Linked DNA regions of Homo sapiens: region 1 is linked to region 2. Evidence: read pairs that join two places in POLR2A ChIA-PET (ENCODE). Cell type or tissue: OCI-LY7. All regions are shown on one strand. Links, peaks and the distances in the headings refer to the core of each region. The heading gives the core; the rest is flanking DNA.

Region 1 (7,860 bases), core at 5,059-7,558, 100 kb after region 2:
GAATGCAAAGATGTATAATGTAAGGGGGTTCATTGCCACATTATTATTGTAATACCAAAAAAATGGAAAATAATCTATCCACATAGTAAATTATTATACAGCTGATAAAATACTGAAGCAGATCTATATTAGCTAGCTGAAAACAGCTATATGATGTAAAGCAGCATACGTAGAATGACCCTATTTGTATTTACGAAAAACCAAAAACCACACAAACTGTAAATGAGTGTATATGTGTTTGTTTATATGTACATACAGAATAGTATATTTGCAATCTATAGAAAAAGGTCTATCCAAAACAATAAAAACTATTAACAGTGGTTACTCCTGTGGAATAGGTCTGGGATTGTGTGAACGCCAACACCATATTTTGGTGCTGTTTTAAAATTTTGCAATAAATACGTGTTACTTTTGTCATTAAAAATAACAAAGAAAAGAGTGAGGAAATTGTAGCAGACTAAAGGAGGTAAGCCAGAGGCAATTAAACTAATACCTTCCCATTTACTTTTTCCCTTTTAAACCTCCCCAGCAAGCCTATTGAAAGTAGGCTGAAGTCCCTGCTCCCAGACCTGCTATAGTTCTCCTCAGGACCCCTCTCCTCTGCATCAGCCTCATCAGTCCTGTCATAGGTCAGGAGGTCTGCAGGCACGTCATGAATCTGGACACTAGGTGCATGGTTCAGCATCTTCAGGTTTTCAAAGATTGTCTGGCGGATCTGGTCCAGATACTGGTTGGAAATGAGGAATACAGAGTGAGCAGTTTCCAGAGATTCCCAGGACATGGAATCTCCTAGCTGCCTTTTACCCCTACCATACTGGTTTTCATCTCAGTGGTACCTCTAGTTCAGGTCCCCCAACTGATAGCTCTCCCTCCCCACCAACCCCAACTGCCTCTACTTTAAACTGGACTGCCTCCTAGTCAATAACAGTGACTGTGATGGCTTAGAACTTCCTTCTCTTTGGTTTTTCCTACTTCCCACATCTTTGACCTCTCCTGGGCTCCACCTTTCAGGAGAAGTTTGTGCTCAGCTTTTCTGAGCTGCTGACCTGGCGTGAGTTCTGATTCTCGATGCGGGTGCTGACATCTGGATGAAGTGTGAAGTCTGGGGCAAAGTACTCGAAGTATTCTTGGGGAGGAGAGGAGAAAGTATGGCTCAGACTGAGAAAGGCAGCTAACAAGACTTCCCAATCTTTTTCCTTCCCATCCAGAGCACCTACATAATAGCTGCCCAATCTCTTCCCTGCTCTGAGCCCAGGGGTTTAGTCTGCAGAGCTCTGAGAGTGTAAAATTTCCCATGTGCCTTCAAACCAGGTCATTCTGGAATCTGGTGAGAATGGCCTTCCTGTTATGGGGGTGTTGTGGGGTGGTCCTTACCACTATAGGGAAGCTCCTCACTAATGGCCTCTTCTACCAGCAGCGATGTCTCATATGTCCTGAAACCAACCAGCAGAGGGGAGCAGGCTGACCAAGTGGGCTGAAGGACCCATGTGGCCATATCTGAGGGACACCCTAGCTCACACTGGACAACAGGGGAGGAAATCAGGAGAGTGCTCACCAGCAGCGGGCAACATTTCGGACAGTATAACCACCACCACCCAGCACGAGTAGAGGGATATTGAAGCTCTTGACATATTCAACGCATTCCCTGTTAAAAGGAACCAGAGGAAGATGTGGAGGAGGTTATCAAAAGACAAGGTAAATACCTTTAGGTATTGCCTGAAAGGAGCACAAGAAAACTATAAATGTTCTAAATCTTTATCTTGATAGTGAAATTCATTATGTTATACCCTTAAGATTTGGGTATACTTTATATGCTGTGTCTCAATAAAAATTTTAAAATAAAGCACAGTCCCCCCTCTGTTCTGCTCAACACCCTCCCTGGCACCCTGCCTGCTAATCAACTATTCTCATCAACCCAAGTTCTGTCAATTCTAGCCTTGAAAATATAACTCACGCCCGGCGCGGTGCTCACGCCTTTGTAGTAGTCCCAGCTACTCAGGAGGCTGAGGCAGGAGAAATGCTTGAACCCAGGAGGCAGAGCTTGCACTGAGCCAAGATCGTGCCACTGCACTCCAGCCTGGGTGACAGAGCAAGACTCCATCTCAAAAAAGAAAAAAAAAAACATATATATGTGTGTGTGTGTGTGTATATATATATATATACACACACACACACACACACCTCTCAGATCATCTACTTCTCTCCATTGCCACCCCCTCCACCTTAGTCTGGGCACCTAACCAACACCATGGCTTCCTAACTGGTCTTTCTACTTCCATCTCCATCCCCCCTACCCAAACCTTTCTCTATTCAGCAGTCAGAATTGTCACTTTCAAACACAAATTGGATCATGTCACTTTCCTGCTTAAAATCCTTCAATGGTTTCCCATCATCTTTGGAATATAATTCAAACTCCTTACCAGGGTTTAAAGGCTCTGCACAATCTCACCATGGCCAGCTTCTCGGACCTCACCTCAACAGACTGAAGTCCAGTGGCACAATCATAGTTCACTGTAACCTCAAACTCCTAGGCTCAAGTGATCCTCCTGCCTCAGCTTCCTGAGTAGCTAGGACTATAGGCATGCACCATCATGCCCAGCTGATTTTGTTTTTTATTTTCTGTAGAGATGGCTCTCACTATGTTGCCCAGGCTGGCCTCAAACTCCTAGCCTCAGGCGATTCTCCCACCTTGGCCTCTGGAAGTGTTGGGATTATAGGTGTGTGCCACTGGGCCCAGCCCTCAGAGCCTTTTGTGGGCCTTTGTCCATGCTTGGGTCAGGCTTCTCTCTGCTCCTCTTATGACTCACTCCTTCTTAGTCTCCAGGTCTCAACTCAAATTTTACTTCCTCAGAAAAACTTTCCGAAACCATGCTATCTCAAGTAGGTCCCCCATTGTATCCTGTGTCTCAGCTTTCTTTTTTTCTTTCACAGAATTTATAAGAATCTATTTATTTCATTTGATTATTTATTTTTTGTCTGTTTCCTAAACTGTAAACTCCATGGGAGACTCCTTATTCCATCCCCATGATGTGGTATGATGCCTGGAACATAACAGGTGCTTAATAAAAATATATCGTGAATGAATGACCATCTAGGGAACCCTGTTCAAGATGACATTTCTAGTTCAAGTACAATTTGTAGCTATTTTTGATTTCCAAGAAGAGGTGAGGCCCATTCCCCAACTACCCCCACCCACGTACTGAAGTCCAAGGCCACTTAAAAACCTTGGGGAGAAGAAGGAGAGCAAGTCTCACCCATGCCCTCGGATGCTGAGGTTAAAGCAGCCCAATCGATCACAGCCCAGAGAGTCAGCTCCACACTGCAAAAAGCAAAACCCCAGGAAAGTGCAGTGATCAGAACTGATCAGAACATCACAGATACCCCTTCCACCACCAACCTAAAGAACCTCCTCTTCCCTTGCTCTCTTTCCCCAAGCCCAGGCAGAACACTCCTGAGGAGGAACTGACAGTATTACCTGGAGCACAATGCACGTGGGTTGGTAGAAGTCCACTACCTGGTTGATAACCGGCTGGAAAAGGTGCTTGTAACCTGGGAGAGGGCCAAAGATGGGCACCTGGCACCCCAAGGGGATGGGGAGACAGGGAACAAAAGGAAAAAGGGGGTTGAGCGAGCATGTAGCCCAGGAAAGGGGCCACCCAAAAGAATCAAATCACTGGTCTGAAACTTCTGGAAGGGATCCCAGACTGCTATGAGTGACTGATGAAAGCCAATGACTTTTCCCAGAAAAATGCACATACACATGATATGTTGCATACAATTTCCAGAGATTCATGGTCCCTCTGAAGGCCATTCATCCTTAAGGACAACTGGCCCAACAGCAGACAATACCAGGCAGAAGAGGTTATTTCAAGGAGAAAAAGAAGGGGCCTAGGGAACAGAGGGAAGACTTCGGTACTTACTCTGGTCATCAATGCCATCCCGCAGGGGCACGTTCAGACAGTAGTAGCGGCCACTCTCTGCCCCGACTTCATACATGTCACCTGTAGGGAAGTGGGTGGTGGTAGCCACACATGGGAAGCACCCACAACCCAGCTGTTTCAGCCCCAATCTGCACTCTGGGAGCCTCTCATTCCATCTATGTAGCTTCACCATAAACTCCCTAGAGCCACTAAATCTCTTGCAGCTTGCATTCATTGGGCAAATAGTTTTGGGGGATCCACTCTGAGCCAACTGTGTACTAGGCAGTAGGGATGCAGCAACGAATGGAACTAATGAAATTTACGATATCCCACCACGCTTATATTCTTAGGGAATAGCCATGAGGAGGAGGGAGGCAGTAAACAAAACAAAACAAAAAACCACAATAAACACAAATAGCAGTGAGTGTTCTGAGGGAAACAATGAGGCTGATGTAACAGAGGAATGGGGAAGGAGGTGATTATGATAACTGGAGTGGTAAGGAAAGGCTTCTCTGAGGAGGGGACACCTGAGATGAGACTAGAAGGCTGAGAAGGAGGCACTCATAGTAAAGAGCTGAAGGGTGCAAAGGGGAAAGTAATCCCTATTCCCATACCTGTGCCAGGGAAGAAGTAATTTCCGTATTTGTGGAAGGACACCGTCATGACCCGGTCAGTGAGGTAGAAAGCTTCTTGAACCCCGTCACCATGGTGGATGTCAATGTCAATGTAGAGCACCCGAGGGTGGTACCTAGAGGGAAGCCAAAGCCAGGGTCTGAGCTAGAAGTGAACCCCCCAACCCACTCCTCTCAAACACCGGGTCTCGAATTGTGAAGAGTCTGCTTCTGCCCTGGTCACCTGAAACTTAATGTCACCAGTTCCCTAAAGGCAACTGGGGGCTCCAGCCTAGAGGCTAGAGGCAGGGACAGGAGAGGGATATGCAGAGAAGGCTGAAATGTGAGCAGGCAGTAGGGAATCTGCAGCAGTGGAAGAGGCAGCCTGAATAAAGCATCAAGAACTTGGGAGAAGCTAATCAGGGAGGAGGGAGGTCAAGGTCAGGGTTGAGACTGAGAGACCTCCTCAGCCAAGAATCCCGTAACTGCCCCCATCTCCTCCTGGGCTACTTACTTGAGCAGCTCCAGGATGCCAATCACAATGTCGTTGACATAGCAGAAGCCAGAGGCCTATGGCAAGACAGTGGTCTCATAAAGAGAAGAGCAATTCCCCTCCCAGCTGCCCCCCACCATCATCCTAAACACCTACCCTAGGATGGCCACTGTCTTTCCCATCACCTCCTCACTCACCTCAAACTTCTTGGCATGGTGCAGACCACCAGCCCAGTTAATGGCAATATCACAGATCTGAAAGACAAACACCTAAGTCACAGTCCTTCCTGCCCACCCCTCAAGCTGGGAGCCCAGGATCAGGGTTAAATCCCGAGTCCAGGGATCCAGAGGAAAGGAAGAACAGGACTCGGGACTATGTCACCTTGTTGTTCAGCTGGGTTGCTCCTTGCAGAGATGCGCCTGTGTAACGCGAGCAGAACTCAAAGAGCCCGGGAAACACTGGGCTGCAGGGAAGAGGAACAAGTTGGAACCCTCCTGCCTCTGTCTGGGCCCTTCCCATATCTCCCTCCCCATCCTAGATTCCTCCAATCTCCATTTTTCAAGAACCTTCTCTCCCTCTCCTACACACGTGGGCTATCTGCAAATTTATTCAACAAATATTTTGGACCAAACCATGTACCAAGCCCTGTGCAAGGCACTGGATGGGAAGTAAAGAAGCACTTAACTGTCAGGGAGTTTGTATCCTAGCTGCGGAAAGAAGCAAGCAGCTTCCAGGTACTCAAGTACAATGTAAAAAGGAAATCAGTTGAAAGAAAACATGAGCTCTGTTTTTCTTAGTCTTCTCAGTGTAACAAATTTTAGCATAATGTTCAATAATATTTTTCAGTCACATATTTTAAAGAAAGAACTGTATACCTACATATGTGAAACAGTGATGAGATAACCCACGAAAAGCCTGTAGCACAGTATACAGTATCCGCTCAGCCTTTAATAAATGTCAGCTATAATTATTACCATTGTTATTCTTTATAAAAAGTAAAGGCTTGAAGCCAGACACAAAAGCCTACTTACTGTATGACTCCATTTATGTAACATTCTGGAAAAGGTAAAATACAAGGACAGACATCTTATCAGTAGTTGGCTGGATCTAGGTTGCAGAGAAGTTATTAACTACAAAAGGGTGAGTGACCTTTGTTGGGTAGTGGAAATTTCCTGTACCTTGATACCTTTTTTTTTTTTTTTTTTGTAGAGACAGGGTCTCACTATGTTGCCCAAGCTGGTCTCAAACTCCTGGGCCTAAGTGATCCTCCCGCCTTGGCCTCCCAAATTGTTGGGACTACAGGTGTGAGCCATCGGCGCTGGCCCTATACCTTGATATATTCTATCAAACCTCTCAGAACTCTTACACCTAAAAAAGGTTAATTTTACTGTATGCAAGTTATACCTATATAAACCTGACTTTTTAAAAAGGAAAGGCTTAGGCAATCCCTAGTTTTAGGTCTCAAAAAAAAAAAATAGTGCAGCTGATACATTTGACCATGTGAAAAACAGAACTGTAGGGGTTTTTTGTTTGTTTGTTTTTTGAGATGGGGTCTTGCTCTGTCGCCCAGGCTGGGGTGCAATGGTGCGATCTCGGCTCACTGCAGCCTCCGCCTCCCGGGTTCAAGCAAGAATTGTAGGGTTTTATAGTTTCTCAAAAGGCTTGGAAAGAATTAGTGATTAATACCAGAAAACTAAGCAAATGAAAAAATAATGCAATTGTCAGCTCCAGGAAAAACAAAAAGCTTTAGAAGAAAATAGATTAAATCACACTACACTATTTGGCTTGATAGTAAATGAATCTTTCAGAGTTATAATAATGTAAACACAGAATACTGATTTATTTTTAAATTACTATGAAGCTGAAAGGGGAAAGGAAGCCAATGTGATGGTGTAAGAAGACTAAATGCTCATATCCCATACTAAAAGCTTAACAGATAATGCCTAAAATTGACAGACGAAGAAATAGCAATGAGAGACAATACAGGAGGGGAGTATGATTACAAGCACCGATTCTGGAGCTAGACTACCTAGGTTCTTTAACACCTACTAATGATAGTGAGGTTGTACAAACTGTTTAACCTTTCTGTGCTTAAGTGTCCTCATCGGTAAAAGGAAACAATAATAGACCCTGCTTCATAGGGGTTGTTGAGATTAAATAAGCTAATGGCTGTAAAGCACTTAGAACAGTACCTAGTATATAACAGGTATTACCTAAGGATTACAGATTAGTAATAACAGTCAATTAATATTATTATTTAGAAATCCAAAGGTAAATACCAGAAGACATAGGGGAAAGGAGCTGAAAGTGGCTGTCACTGGGCAGAGGGATTTATGGGTGAAAAGGAGAGGTCTGGAATTTTTTTTTTTTTTTTTTTTTAAGACAGAGTCTCACTCTGTTGCCCAGGCTGGAGTGCAGTGGTGCAATCTCAGGTCACTGCAACCTCCAACTCCCGGGTTCAAGCAATTCTCCTGCCTCAGCCTCCTGGAGTAGCTGGGACTACAGGCACGTGCCACCACACATGACTAATTTTTGTATTTTTAGTAGAGATGGGGTTTCACCATGTTGGCCAGGCTGGTCTTGAACTCCTGACCTTAGGTGGTCCACCCGCCTCGGCCTCCGAAAGTGCTGGGATTACAGGCGTGAGCCACTGCGCCCGGCTTGGGACTACTTTTTTATTTTTTTCATTTAAAGGCCTATAGTACAATTTGGCTACTTATGTTAGAATACTTTGAAACCAATCAGAAATTCATTAAACAGAAGAAAAATTCCTGATTCTCATCGGAAATACAGATAAGCACAACTGTAACTTGTTTGACAGGAAGACTGATGCAGC
Region 2 (7,860 bases), core at 2,007-4,506:
ACCTCCACCTCCTGGGTTCAAGCAATTCTCCTGCCTCAGCCTCCCAAGTAGCTGGAACTACAGGCGCGCACCATCACGCCCAGCTGATTTTTTTGTATTTTTAGTAGAGATGGGGTTTCACCATGCTGACCAGGATGGTCTCCATCTCTTGACCTAAAAGGAGGTTTTCTATAAATACTATTATGGAAACATGGCCAAGACATATGTGCAAAACACAATACAATGCAGTTTTTGTTTAAAATAAATGTATGAGGTGCAAATCAGAATAAAGTCCAGTGGCAGTGGTTACCTCTGGGGAGGGGAAAGAGAGGGAAGCATGTGTGAGCGTGTGTAGTGGAGACGGGGTACAGGCAGGGGAGTTGGTGGGACTTTTATGGTTGATCTGCATGGTGTGCTTCTACTCCACAACAATGGAATGCTCTCAGGAACTATGCAGCCTGGGCAACAAAGTGAGACCCCATCTCTAAAGAAAAAAAGGTTACAAAAAGTTTAGCAGGGCCTGGTGGCACATGCCTGTAGTCCCAGCTACCAAGGAGGCTGAGGGGGTAAGGATCGTTTGAGTCCAAGAGGTCAAGGCTGCAGTGAGGCGTGATGGCACCACTGCACTCCAGCCTGGGTGACACAGAGAGAGCCTGTCTCAAAATACTAACAAACCCAAAAAACTATGTATTTAAAGAAAAAGAGTTTTTTAAGAGAAAAAAATTGCATACTGCCCTATCTATCCTGTTTTTCCCCCACTACAGGAAGTTTTCTTTCCCTTCCTAGGGAACAACTCCCTCCTTTCAAGAGAGGATATGGTCATTTTTTCAACAAACTTGTCTTTTTCATCTGTGGCAGCTGGGAAATTCTGAACATCACGTTCCACATCAGAAATTTGTTTCTTCATCTGATCTAGGTTCTTTTGCAAGTTTTCAGCAGAAACTAAAAAAAAAAAAAAAAAAAAAAACCATAAAAACAGACAGCAAGAGCTTACTAATAATCCCAGCCTCAACACCCCTTAGTTTCACCTTTCAGAGCATAGCTTCAGTCTATACACACATTCTGGTACTTAATAATTTTAGTTCCTTATGTACTTTAGTTGTGTCACATACTTAAGTTTTCATCTTTCCAGTGAAACTATAAATTATTTGATCATTGAACCTCCAGCCTTCACAAGGTATGCAGTACTAGGAACAGAAGAGAGACTTCATTTAATTTAACATGAATCTATGAAATCCCCTGAGATCTTGGTCTCATTTATTTTAGAGAACAGGGTTTGGGAGGAAGGAGATATACATAGAAATATAGAGGCGGGGGCAGAAATCTGTTCCAATTTCCAGTGAATGCTGCTTTTTCTTTGTCTAGTTCCAGGACAGTGAGGCCTAATTTTTGTTAATGTAGTCTATGTTTTCTTAATGAAAAGAACTATTAACCTAGACTAAAAACACCTGCCTTTCTAGCTGTTTTTTGGTGTTTGGTGTTTCCTTAGGAAGAGAAAGAGTGCTTCCTATTTCTACACATAAAGATCTCTCCTCAGCCATACGCTCTGCCCTTGTGACTTAGGCACCATGCCTAAATCCTATCTCATTTCCACTTGAAATAGTCTGAACTGAAAATGCTCTCACATCTAGACTGTGTCTTATTTCCCTCCCCATGCAGAGACTTTTGGGCTCTAGCTTCATTCCAAACTGCCCCACCTCGGCTGGCTTTCTCCACATGGGCAAGCTCGTCTGGAAACTTGAGGACATCGGGATAGTCATTCTCACACAACTCAGCCAAGAAGTGTAACAACGTCATCTTCTGATCTGTGGACTTGGTGTCTCGAAGCTTAGAGAAAGAGGAGAAACTGTTAAATCCTGACATGTCCAAGATGGCCTCCTGCCAACACTGAACTCATAGAGGCTACAGCCTTCCTTGTGTTGTCCTGCCCTACCTCTTTGGCTCACCTTACAGAGGAAGCTGATATTGAAGCCAAAAGCACCAGCATTTCTGGAGCCAGCATTCATGTAATTTCCAACAAGCAAGGTAATCTCTAGGAGATTGGAAAAGCTCTCACTCTTACGTAACTCCTCACATGCAGCAGTGACAGACACAATCTCTGGCTTGATATTCTCCACTTGCTCGCTGAATTGTAGCTTGAAGAGAATGGCATTGAGGCGAGGCCGCAGTCGGGGCACAGTGCCCATCTAGTAAAGAACACAAGCAGTTCCATTACAGTCAAAAGAGGGGGAAGTCAGAAAAAGATACACGCTTGAGCCTCCTATGGGAGGATCACAGCTCCAGAGCAGGGAGAAGAGAGAGATTAAGACAGGTTCAAAAACAGACAAGCGGCAAGGAGCATATGCCCAGGCTGCTCTCTAGAGGGGAGGGGAATACAGGAGGTGGAAAACCGCTTACTGCCACAGGCCTCACTCACCACCACGCCAAACTGCTCTGACTCAGCCAGGTCATCATATTCATCCTTCAGTTCAGAAAGCATTTTTAACTGCTCTGGCTCTGGCATTTGCTTAATGAGGTTCTGAAAGACAGAAGAGACATCTCAGCTGGAGGGGAATTCGCTAACAACTCAAGCCTAAACAACTTTTACTCTGTTGTCAGTCCCACACTCTGCTCAAGGACCATACAGAAAGAAACATATGGTGGGAGAAGAGAGGCAGCTACTGAGATGGGGGTACTTTTGCAAAATATACCAGAAGTAATCTGACCACCAGAGAAAAGGCAGTTTCTCAAAGCCAGCATTCATAAGTCAGCAATGCTGGAGGAGGATCCTCTTCATCTACACAGAGATGAGGCCAGTGCCCAGCGACACAGAAGAGCCTGCTCCAGCAGAACCACCTTACTCCTTACCTGGATCATAGACTCAGTCAGAACAGCCTCATTCACCTCCAGGATGACATTCTTAATCTCTTGATAGGGCATGCGGAAGGAACCCAAAAAGATTGCTGCCAGAAAATGAGATATTAAGACATGTTCTTCTCGGTCTGTTCCCGCTTCCAACCCATCCTGCAAACCTATGCTGGATAATCTTCCTAACAGGGCTCTTTTAGGCCAGGCACAGTGGCTCATGCCTGTAATCCCAGCACTTCGGGAGGCCAAGGTGGGCGGATCGCTTGAGCCCCAGAGTTTGAGACCAGCCTAGGCAACATGGGGAAACCTCATCTCCACAAAAAATACAAAAACTAGCCAGGCGTGGTGGTGTGCACCTGTAGTCCCAGCTGCTCGGCAGGCTGAGGTGGGAGGATCACCTGAGCCCAGGAGGTCAAGGTTGCAGTGAGCTGTGACCGCACCACTGCACTCCAGCCTGAGCAACAGAGCGAGACCCGTCTCAAAAAAGTATATATACGTCAAAGACTTTCACCCCACTCTACTTTAGTTCCCCACTCTCAGGACGTGATCCTCAAAGCTGCCTTGACCTTAAACCACCATATCCTATTCCCTAACAAATACATCCTGTTTTTTCAACTCTCCCTTTCTAATCTCTCACTTGACTCTTCAGCCTTATCAGGACCTCTCTTTCCAGTCTCCTGACCATTCTGTTTTCACTGATATATCAGTTCCACTCTGCCTTTCCTATTTCATTAGGAGCCTCTAAACCATCAGTTCATTTGCTCTCTACTATGACTCCCATTAGTATTATTACTCCTACTATTACCTTTCTTTTGCTTCCTTCTCCTTCTGGGTCCCTGGTCAGTCTAGCCATTTCATTTCTCTACTCTGACACCTAGGCTGATGCGGACTGGAGTCTATGAATTTGCAGTAGCACCAATGATAACTGGGGCCTCCGCGCTGTTAGCAATTCTCTTTGTGTGTCCCAATTCCACTTTCTCCCACCCTTCTTGGCAGGTCCTCCAACATATTCCCACTTTCCCCACTGCCCCACCACTTCCCCATTTGTTCCAGGAAGACCCTGCTCCTCTTCACTGAGAAAAATCAAAGCCACTGGTCAAATTACTTGCTCAGCTTTCTCTTATCCTACTTAAAAATAAAGCACTAGGGCTCTTGGTTAGAGCCAGACTAGAAAAGACTCAGATAAGCCTTTTGGAATCGCCTAGAAGAAAACTATACCAACATTTTCGTAAGCTTATAGGAGGCATGTGTTCATATATTTACGTCTAAGTATATATACTCCCATGTACTCATCCTTTCCTCATGTGTCAACAGAAGAGGCAGCCCCACAGACCTTTCCCTTCATCATATATACATAATCAAGTTTTTTAAATCTTACTCAATGTTCCTCTCTAAATTACCAGTTTCTCTTTCTTTCACTTTATAGCAATCTAAACTAGCCTATTCTCTCTCACTTCCACGACTCTGATTTATTCCATAACCACAAAGCCAATGAAAAGATGGCAGCCACTTAGAGAATATACTTTAAGTAAGACACCAACCTGCTACCTCTCACATCCACCTCCCCGAAAAGACAATCTGTTCCTGCTGAATTTTCCTATTTCAGTAAATGGTACCACTTTCCGCAGAGTGACCTAAACCTCAAAGCACCTTCTCCTTTATCCCAAGTCAATCACTAAATTCCATTAATTTTACCTTCTCTCTCTCTCTCTCTTTTTTTTTTTTGAGACAGCATCTCACTCTGTTGCCCAAGCTAGAGTGCAGCAGTGCAGTCATAGCTCATGGCAGCCTGGACCTCCCAGCCTCAAGCAATCCTCCACCCACCTCAGTCTCCCAAGTGGCTGGGACTATAGGCATGCGGCACCACATCTGGCTAGTTTTTTATTTTAATTTATTTATTGCTTGAGATGAGTCTCACTCTGTCACCCAGGCTGGTGTGCAACGGCATGGTGTTGGCTCACTGCAACCTCCGCTTCCCGGGTTCAAGCGATTCTCCTGCCTCAGCCCCATGAGTAGCTGGGATTATAGGCGTGCTCCACCATGCCCAGCTAATTTTTCTATTTTTAGTAGAGACAGCATTTTGCCATGTTGACCAGGCTCGTCTCGAACTCCTGACCTCCAGTGATCCACCTGCCTCAGCCTCCCAAAGTGCTGGGATTACAGCCATGAGCCACTGCACCTAGCCTAATTCTACCATCTTAATATCCTCTCCCTCTCTTATTCTCATCACCTTAGTTTCAGGCCCTGATCACATCTCACCTAGTTTAAAACAATGACATAACTCATCTCTGCCTATAGTCTCCCCTTACCTTAGCAATCCAGCCTCAAAATCACTGCCAAAGCAGCCTTCCTAAAAATTACACAGGATAAAAAGCAATCCAGCCTCAAAATCACTGCCAAAGCAGCCTTCCTAAAAATTACACAGGATAATCTCACTCATTTTCCTGATTTAAACTTTACTCAGTTGTACTCAACTACTTGCAGTTCCTGAACTGCACAATGTTATCTCATGCTCTCATACATGCTGATCCCTCTCCTGAAACAAGCCAACCTTCCCGCCTTCACTTAATTTTTTGGTTTTTTTTTTTGAGACGGGTCTTACTCTGTTGCCCAGGCTGCAGTGCAGTGGTGCAATCACAGCTCACTGCAACCTCAAATTCCTGGGCTCAAGTGATCCTTCTGCCTTAGCCTCCTGAGTAGTTGACTACTGGCACACGCCACTGTGCTCAGCTAGTATTTTATGTTTTGTAGAGACAGGGGTCTTGCTTTGTTTCCCAGGCTGGTCTTGAACTCTTGGTCTCAAGCAATCTTCCCACCTCAGCTTCCTGCTGGGATTACAGGAATGTGCCACCATGCCCAGCCTCCTTAATTCCTTAATTGGTCTTTCAACTCAGTTTAAGTAGTACCTCCTTTAGAATATCTTCTGGGATTTGCCCCTCCAACACTGCCCCCACTTGATTTAGATCCCTCCCTTCCTAGTACTCTCATAAACATTCTAGCATACCTCCATCATAGCATTTATTAATCTGCACTGTTATCATCTGCCTTTCTGTCTTTACCAAATACGTGGCTCATGCAGACAGGGACTATTGTCTTATTCAGCTTTGTATCATTAGCACATGAGAGACATTTAATCACTAAATTCCATCTTCCAGACCATCCTATCCTATACTACTCTCAATTTTCTTTTCTTAAATTCTGTTTTCCATATCAATATCATAACACTAGAAATCATAATGTACTACACCATTGTCTTTCTTGTATCATTTTTTAAACCAATTACTCATGTCTTATGTTCCTAGAGATACTCTTGGGAAGAGGAACTGACTCACAATACTTTAATCTCCATAAGACTTCACCACAGACACTATGTAGTAATAGTTATTGACAATAATTTAAGATTATATAATCAAGAATAATGTGACAGTTTACTGGTCTCATTGTATCACTGACTTTACTTATGGGTATGTGTACTTATTGGCTGTGTGATCTGGGCACTTCGCATCATTTAAACTTTGGTTTTCTCATTTGGATAAACAGGGACAATAACTGCATCACAAGACTATGAGTGGGTTTTACGGAAAATACCCTTTCATCTCTGGAACACATGCCTAATAGAGCCTATAACATAGCAGACCCTGAAATATTTGTCAAATAAATATTTAAGTCTATATTTCTTGGTATGAAGTAGGTAGATGAGTAATTAAAAAGAACAAAAATTTAACATTTGTCCTGATCATCAAATAAGTACTACCTATATCAACTTTGCAGAGGAATTTCTCATTTGAAATTTTGCTACCAAAGAGTTACGAGTATACGTGGAAACTTCAGAACAGAACCCTTCTCTGGAGTTACTGATCCTACTCTGAGAAGTACAAAATTTACCTTAGTTATTTTAAATCACAAAGTAATTTTAAATTTAATTGAAGCCAAGCTAGTACCTTTACTTATCAGAAAGTGAAAGCTGGGCATGGTAGCTTACATCTGTAATCCCAACATATTGTGAGGCTGAGGTGGGCAGATCACTTGAGGCCAGGAGCTTAAGACCAGCCTGGGCAACATAGCGAGACCCCTTCTCTATTTATTTAATAAAAAAGCAAAAGTGGGAGCAAGGAAATGTCCAGTGGCTAGACCATCTGTGGTAGACTTTCTGTGAACGCAATGGACATAGTAAGAACTTTTAAATAAGAAAGTCAGAGACACAGCTGGGCAGATCACCTGAGCCCAGGAGTTTGAGACCAGCCTGAGCAACATGGCAAAACCCCATCTCTACAAAAAATTAGCTGAGCATGGTGGTGCACACCTGTAGTCTCAGCTACTTGGGAGGCTGGGGTGGAAGAATCAACTGAGCCCAGGAAGCTGAGGTGGCAGTGAGCTGTGATCGCATTATTACACCCCAGCATGGGCAACAGAGTGGTGAGACTGTGTCTCAAAAAAAAAAAAAAAAAAAAAAAAGGCTCAAATCCCAGACCTCCTTCTTACTAGCTTTATGTCTAAGCAAATTCCTAAAAGTCTTAGCTTGTTTCCTTGACATAAAACTGGATACTTAAAAATCTTGCAGTGCTATTGAAGAAATTAAACATGATACTGAAAATTCACTGTGCAATGGTTGGTATATAGCAGGAATTGAACAATTAAAGTTCCATATCAAGGGACCATAGATTCAAGAGAATTAAAAATTCTTAAAAGAATTCCTTCACATTTTGAATAGTTGGGACCAAGAGATACTCACAGAGATTCTGGGCTGTCTTTGAATCCAACACCTTTAACTCTTTTACTTTTTTCTTTTGCACAGATTTCTTTTCTTCTCCACCTTCTTGATCCTTCTTGGCTAGCAGGGAAAAGATTAGAAAAGCATGATTAAAAGTAAGCCACCTCTGTGCTTTACCAAGCAACTACTGTCCAGCGTGAAATGGCCCCTCACTTCCTCTCTATTATAATGGTCTATTGTATTCCTTCAAAACTAACCTCCTCTTCAACCAACCACCCTTTTATTACTGAACCTCCCCCAACTCTAATAAATATCTCATTTTC

Evidence for each region. Peaks named below come from ENCODE experiments on the same cell type or tissue, not always from the same donor. Only the 100,000 strongest peaks of a DNase experiment are listed, where the experiment ranks them.
Region 1: POLR2A ChIA-PET joins it to region 2 with 11 read pairs; 6 of 35 experiments call an interaction of 5 or more read pairs at or near these places.

Annotation. Positions count from the first base shown.
Region 1 is chr5:141,624,639-141,632,498 of GRCh38, forward strand. HDAC3 (histone deacetylase 3) reads right to left here. Exons shown (of 15, transcript NM_003883.4): 4 at 5,406-5,487; 5 at 5,222-5,278; 6 at 5,046-5,101; 7 at 4,535-4,668; 8 at 3,921-4,001; 9 at 3,476-3,549; 10 at 3,255-3,319; 11 at 1,556-1,645; 12 at 1,375-1,433; 13 at 1,047-1,126; 14 at 570-727. Among named protein-coding and RNA genes, the nearest start is that of HDAC3, 8.3 kb to the right of the region's middle. In OCI-LY7, for the core only: no CTCF peak of the experiment used is centred there; no DNase peak of the experiment used is centred there.
Region 2 is chr5:141,526,777-141,534,636 of GRCh38, forward strand. DIAPH1 (diaphanous related formin 1) reads right to left here. Exons shown (of 28, transcript NM_005219.5): 19 at 7,559-7,657; 20 at 2,827-2,921; 21 at 2,396-2,497; 22 at 1,926-2,165; 23 at 1,677-1,806; 24 at 797-921. Among named protein-coding and RNA genes, the nearest start is that of DIAPH1-AS1, 28 kb to the right of the region's middle. In OCI-LY7, for the core only: no CTCF peak of the experiment used is centred there; DNase peaks (open chromatin) are centred at 2,485 and 3,225; H3K4me3 peaks cover 2,451 bases; H3K27ac peaks cover 2,500 bases.